2 separate regions of the Homo sapiens genome follow, and region 2 is linked to region 1. A link is a contact called in ENCODE Hi-C data. All regions are on one chromosome and are shown on one strand. Each heading gives the region's core, a stretch centred on a gene start or an enhancer-like site at or near the end of the contact. The rest is flanking DNA. Distances are from core to core; before and after follow the strand shown.

The links. Hi-C counts contacts between places; a loop is a spot of excess contacts on that map. Pooled maps may share reads with other maps.
Region 2: a map of CD4-positive, alpha-beta T cell shows a loop between it and region 1 (9-fold over the local background). The contact joins the promoter of PDE6D here to the promoter of MFF in region 1. A Hi-C loop is called at or near these places in 2 of 168 maps with a recorded cell type or tissue (CD4-positive, alpha-beta T cell and naive thymus-derived CD4-positive, alpha-beta T cell) and 6 of 50 pooled maps.

Annotation. Positions count from the first base shown.
Region 1 is chr2:227,323,858-227,326,887 of GRCh38, forward strand. MFF (mitochondrial fission factor) reads left to right here and starts at 1,394. Exons shown (of 9, transcript NM_001277062.2): 1 at 1,394-1,570. It overlaps MFF-DT (MFF divergent transcript), which reads right to left and starts at 1,307. Exons shown (of 14, transcript NR_102371.1): 1 at 1,261-1,307. RefSeq lists an enhancer at 1,216-1,265 and a silencer at 1,446-1,735.
Region 2 is chr2:231,779,682-231,782,711 of GRCh38, forward strand. It overlaps PDE6D (phosphodiesterase 6D), which reads right to left and starts at 1,601. Exons shown (of 5, transcript NM_002601.4): 1 at 1,384-1,601. The coding sequence starts at 1,433. It also overlaps a transcript of COPS7B not described here. RefSeq lists enhancers at 768-847, 1,398-1,627 and silencers at 791-1,014, 1,138-1,187.

The DNA.
Region 1 (3,030 bases), core at 144-2,643:
CGAGACAAGAAACAAAATCAAAATATTTTACCGCAAAACATTTTTTTTAGTTTTTGACATATCTTGAAACGGCTCTGCAAAGCTGTCCTTTGTTGGGGGAAAATCTGCATCTACATAGAATTTCTATTAACATAGCTAGATCATTTTCTTCCAGGTCCTCCCAATCCTAAAGAGATTACGTAAGAATCTAGCACCTTTTAAAGATCTGAATAGGAAACATTTGTCATCCATTGTCTCTAAGGGCAGCCACTATAAGACTTCAAAAGAACCTTGGTCTCCACAATCTTTTATTTTAACCTCAACATTTCCTTTCTATGGGTCCCAGGTCTTCAACTGTCAACCAGAAAATGTTTAAATTTACCTACAGCCTTGGAAGCCCCTGCTTTGAGTTGTCCCACCTTTCTGAACCAAACCAATGTAGTTCTTAAATTTATTTGATTGATGTCTCATGCCTCCCTAAAATACATAAAACCAAGCTGCGCCCCAACCACCTTGGACACATGTTCTCAGGACCTCCTGAGGGCTCTGTCACGGGCCATGGTCACTCACATTTGGCTCAGAATAAATCTCTTCAAATATTTTAGAGTTTGACTCTTTTCCTCATCAGTTTAATTCTTAGGCCCAGCCAAGACCCCAAGAGGGGAGAGGAAATATTTTCACTTTCCCTACACCAGTGTTAAGAAGCCCAAGAACGCAATTCAGAGGGCTTCCCAAATCATTTTGAAGAATGGTAACATCTCTAGAATATCAATTAGATCGTAGGGGAGTACATAAGTCATGTGTACACCTTTAGGTGTTTGTGAAAACCAAGGCATATAAAATATCACATTATTTGGCCTCAGTACATTCCCATACTGACAAGCACTGTACCATTTTTCCCCCGCTCTAAGCAAGGGCTTCCTGGGGGGAAGAGTCTGTGGTTGGGTGTTCAGAAGCAGAGAGTGCTCTCCCAAAGCTAAACGATGCCGCCAACTACTGTGAAACTTAACTTCCCCTCTCCCGGAATTCTCATGGAAGACAAGGTCTGATCAACCGAGGGCTTAAGAAGTATCAAATTGGAACTCATGGAATCACTGGCGGAGCTGATTTACATATGAGAATTCCTAAGCCTCACAGCATAGAAATTTTCATGCCAGATGGTCCTGAAAAAGTTGTTTTAATTGGCTACCAAAGGTTTACCTTGCAAACACCAAGTTCTTAAAGATTACAAAATCTAATAAAGCCGAAGTGTGAATTAAACTTAACCGCAAGAGGAGTCACCTGCGGTCACCTCGTTTCGCCCACAACAAAGATGTCTGCGCATCGCTTACCGTGGAGCCGTTCCAGTGCGTGGGCCACGCGTCCGCCCTTTTCCGCGTCACATGACCACGAACACTCTTCCGCTACGGCTCCCAGAAGGGGCCAGCCCGCGCCTTTCGCGCTTCTGCCCTGGCCCTCTGCGGGCCGCTCCGCCGGTGCTGTCCCTGGGCGCCTCCGTGCTCTCAGCCAACCACCTCTGAGAGCGCCCACTCGAGCGCCCCGGGAGCCAGAGGGCGGGGGTCCTCGCCGGGACCCTCCTGTGGGCCCAGGGGTGAGTGTTGACGTCTTCCCGACCCGCGACCTGCCGCCCGAGCTGGCTGCCAGGCCTATCGCCGCCGCCGAGACCCTCCGGCCAACAGGGACCCGCGGTGGCCCCGGCCCCCCCGGTAGTGTCTCCCTGACCCGAGTCCCGTCCCCGGGCCTCTTGCCTTCAACCCTGGTCTTTCCTCCTCCCCGGGACCTTGAGTCCCCGAGGAGAGCGAGGGAGAGGAGCGTCTTCTGCAGGTGTTTTTGGGCGAACCTCTTCACCTTGTGTGGTTCGGCGTCTCCTTTTGTGTATTAACCCGGACTTTTCCGACTGGAAAATAGGGGTTTGGGAAGCAGCGGGAGTCCCGTGAGCGTGAACGCCGGGCTTTGCAGGTCTTCACTCATCCTTCCCTGCCAAGGCCCTGACACCTTACAGGCTGACCTTAAACCTGCCTTGTTTAAAAGGAGGTTTTTGTGTTGTTTTGTGGCAAGTACATTTTGGAAAAGAAGGGCCTTGTTGGAAGCCCAGGTTGTGGCATCGCGGGTGGCTGCGGGCCACCCTGTCCGTCTGTGAGCATCCCTGCTCGCAGATGTGGCTGCAGGCAGTTGCTCTCGGGTTTCCTTCCAGGAGCTGGGAAGCCGGAGGAAAGCTGCGGTTCCTGTTCCGCCGAGCTTCTGACCTTCCTCTGCAGGACGTGTGCTACTATTACTATCGTAAAAGAACACCCCTGTCTACCTCCCACAAAGTTAGAAGCAAAGGGCATTCTCGAGGGAAGAGCACCCTTTCAAAAGTGACATGTTTTCATTGGAGAACATTAAAGGGGAAAAAAAAAAAAAAGGTTTCTGGCCCTTCTGCCCAAATATAGAACCATTTGTATTCAGGCCTCTCATCCACCGAGAGACTTAAGATGATCACAAATGTTTTGTCTCCCTGCGTGAAAAACATTTTTTCTGCCTCAATTCCGTTGGCTAATGAGAGCCCAAAAGAAAAACCCTTAGGAAAATTAGGACGATTTAGTTATACTTAGTAGTCTTTTCCCATGCAATTAAATTGCTTGGGGGACCTTCTATCTTTTGGTTTCAAAGGCTTGTATATTGGTTTTGCCATTTTTTCCAAAAGGAAATTGTGTTCTCTCCCTTCCTGTCTGATAGAGCTGCCTCCTTTCAGAATTGCAAAGTTTAGTCTTCGCTCTCCTCTCTTCTGGTATTGAAACTTTTCTGTGGGTTCATAACCTTATTTTAAAGTTCATTAATATATAGTTTTAAAAGTTTGCAGTGACTTTTTAAATATAGTTTCTTTGAAAAAGAACTGAAACAGGGTGTGCAGAGTGGCCCATCTGTGTGAACTAGGTCCACGCAGTAGGTAATAAACAACTGGAGGGTTTTTTTTGGTTTGTTTTTGTTTGTTTGTATGTTTGTTTTTGAAAAGTACATAAACATTTGCAACCACAGTCAGTTTGACTCAAGTTGTTTCGGTGACTTCCG
Region 2 (3,030 bases), core at 351-2,850, 4.5 Mb after region 1:
ACTAAACCAAAACATGAAAGTACTGAAAGTTTATCACAGATGGTAGTATGCAAAGGTGATACAGCCTTTAGTTTTTTTAAAAAGCATAGATCAATTTCCATTCGAAAAATCTCACTTGTACATCCAAAACTTCCTTTTTGCACTGTGGTCTAAAATGTATTACCAACTTGGTTTCTGATTATAGCAAAGCAATTAAATTTGCAAGCGTGACATGGACATTGTGAAAACGCAACAGAATACCAAGAAAACAGTGCTTTACTAAACCTCCAAGGGAGGAGCCCTGAAGTGGTGACTACCTTTTCACTGAGGGAGCAATTTAAGAACGTTCGTACTATAGATTACAGATAGGATGCATGAAGAGATTAAAGTTGGCAGGAGAATGGAAAATTTGAATATCCAAGTTTGCATTTTTTCATCTGCATCATATGGTGACAGACTAACACACTCCACGAAAACACAAAGCTTCCTTACGGAGAGGATGCAAAAGGGGCACCACAACAGGCCCGAGGCAATGATTTCTCTACCCCACTCTATCCTACCGTGGCCCCAGCGACATCACACCATTGCTGGACAGCTCCACCACAGCTAGGCATAACCGCACCGACAGGAGCGAGCAAAGACACCTCGGCTAGGAGTCCCAGCGCGAGGCACCCCACACCTAAGCCTATGGTCCTCATCTTGCTGGAAAGAAAACTGAGGCGCTGAGGGGGAAGCAGTGACCAATGCCTGAGAAGGCCAAGAGTGTTAAGACGAGGTCGATCTTGGACTTCTCTTTCCCCACCTCCCCCAACTACTCCAGTCCTGGAAGAAGCCACAAGTTTGGAAGAGAAGTTGTGGAAACCAGACGGGGGTGGGGTGCGGTGCGGTGCGGTGGGGGACCTGAGAGAGTTTTAAAAGCACTGGTATTTGTCCCACACAAGGTCGCCCGCTCCAAGTCACTGTTCCCCGCTCCCCGGGTAGGCTTATAGCCAAAGAGGCTTCTAGGCTTCGAGATCAGCCCACCGCGCCCCCTCAGCCCTTCTCCGCGGGCCGCAGCCCCATCCCGGCCTCTGGGTCCCGGCCGGGGATCGGAACCCAGCCGGCTTCTCCGACAGCGTTTCCGACGCCCGGCACCTCTCGCAGCCCCGTCCCCCAGGCTCCCCCGTCTCCACCCGCCACCCCCCGGCGCTCCCGTCAACGTCCCCTTCCTCCCTCAGGACGCCCCTTGGGGCGCCTCTCGCGCCGGGTCCCGCCGGGTGCTCGGCACGCTGTTCCTTTCCTCTCCCCTCCCGCGGCCCTTCTTCTGTGGGGCCCACCTGGCGCGGCCCCCGCCCCCGGCCAGTCTCCTCAGTGAGCGGCCGCCTCCCAAGTCCTCCCGGCCCCGCCCCGCTCCCGGACGGATACAGTTTGAAGCCCCTCAGGATCTCCCTGGCCCGCTCGTCCTTGGCTGACATGATGCGGCGGTCGCCGCCCGCGGCTTTCTCACTCTGGTCGGCGGAGCCTCGCAGACGGTGCCCAGGAGCCGAGGATGGAGCCGCAGCCCGGCTTGGAGACCTCGGGCTAGCAGCCGCAGCGGCCAGACCAGGACCGGCCTCTCTCTCCCCTCAGCTCCCGCTTCTGATCCCTTCTCCTTCCCCCTAGCCTCGCAGTGCCCTCCTGGAACCAATGGAAAGCCAGCCTTGGCGATTGGCATCTCAACCAGCCAGTAGGAGCGCGCAGCGGCTTCGCAGGGGGACTGTTAACGTCAATGGGAAGGGCCCTCCCCGGGAAGTCCCATAGGACACAATATTCATCTGGTGTTGTTGCCTAGAGTTTGTCCCAGCGGAGGGTTGGCTTCGGATCTGCAGAGGCTTTAGGGACCTGCTCCAGCCACTGAGCACACTAGCCGTCTGAGACGGCAGCTGAGTTGCACTGTGCGACGCGACAGAGACTACATTTCCCAGCATTCCAGCGGCGCACTCGGGGGACCACAGATCCCAGCGCACCACAAAGAGGCCCGGGGACTACAAATCCCAGCATCCCCTGCACTCGGTTCCTCTGTAACTTAGACTCCAGTGTGCCGCGCAGTGTGCGCAAATTCACAAACCCGCCCGCTGAGTTGGTCGTTTCGGAATCCCGAGACTTGAAACCCAACGGGAAGACCCTTCTCACCCTCAAAAGAAGATGACAGCCCGCAGAGAGTTAACTTCTGTTTACATGGAACTCAGACATCTGCAAATCATGGTAAGGCTGCAAACAACAAACAAAAACACTGATTAAACCGTGAAAGAGAACAAAATGACTTCTTCAAATCGTGCTTGTTTGTTGGTCTGAGGCGCCTTTTACATGTATTTCAGGGTTTTTTGCTGTATTCCTGGTTTGCACCGGGAGAGCTATGGATTGTATACTCAGAATATCAAAACATAAAGGGACTTTGCTAATCTATCCCCTGTTGTTACGTATGAGGAAATTGAGGCCCAGAGAGGCGAAGGGATTGGCCACAGATCACAGCAAGTTCGGGCAGAGTTAGAATTCAGCCCTAAGTCGGCTGACTTGCAGTCTGGACTCTTTGCACCACACTAAGGAGGTGATATTTTTAGCAGCATGGCAATGTGAATTATTCTCCTTGAACGGTTTTCCTATCCACTGTTGAAACACCCAGAATTAGGTAGCATTTATTTGGTGGATTTCTTGCGAGTGAGGGAGTGTGATATTTATTTATTTTCAGCCTAGGTAGGATTTGGTGTTTTGTTTTTTGCCACTCAAGGTGACATTTAATGTGATTTCAGGAAGTAGGTAAAATTACAGTGTGAGCCACGGTTTCCTTGGAAACCTCCTCTGTCCTTCTCTTGGCCTTCCTTCCTCTGCCTGTCCCCACTTTCACCCATCTGGGAACTCACCCAATTTTTTCTTCCATGTAATTCAACAAATATCTTTTCAGCCTGTTATTTGTCAGGCACTGAGTGGGTAAAAGGTGAAGGACATGGTCACTGCCACCAGGAAGATGAACATATATTTAGGGAAATAAGGAGACTCCACTGAGATTCAAGATGGAGTGTGATAAAATGGCAT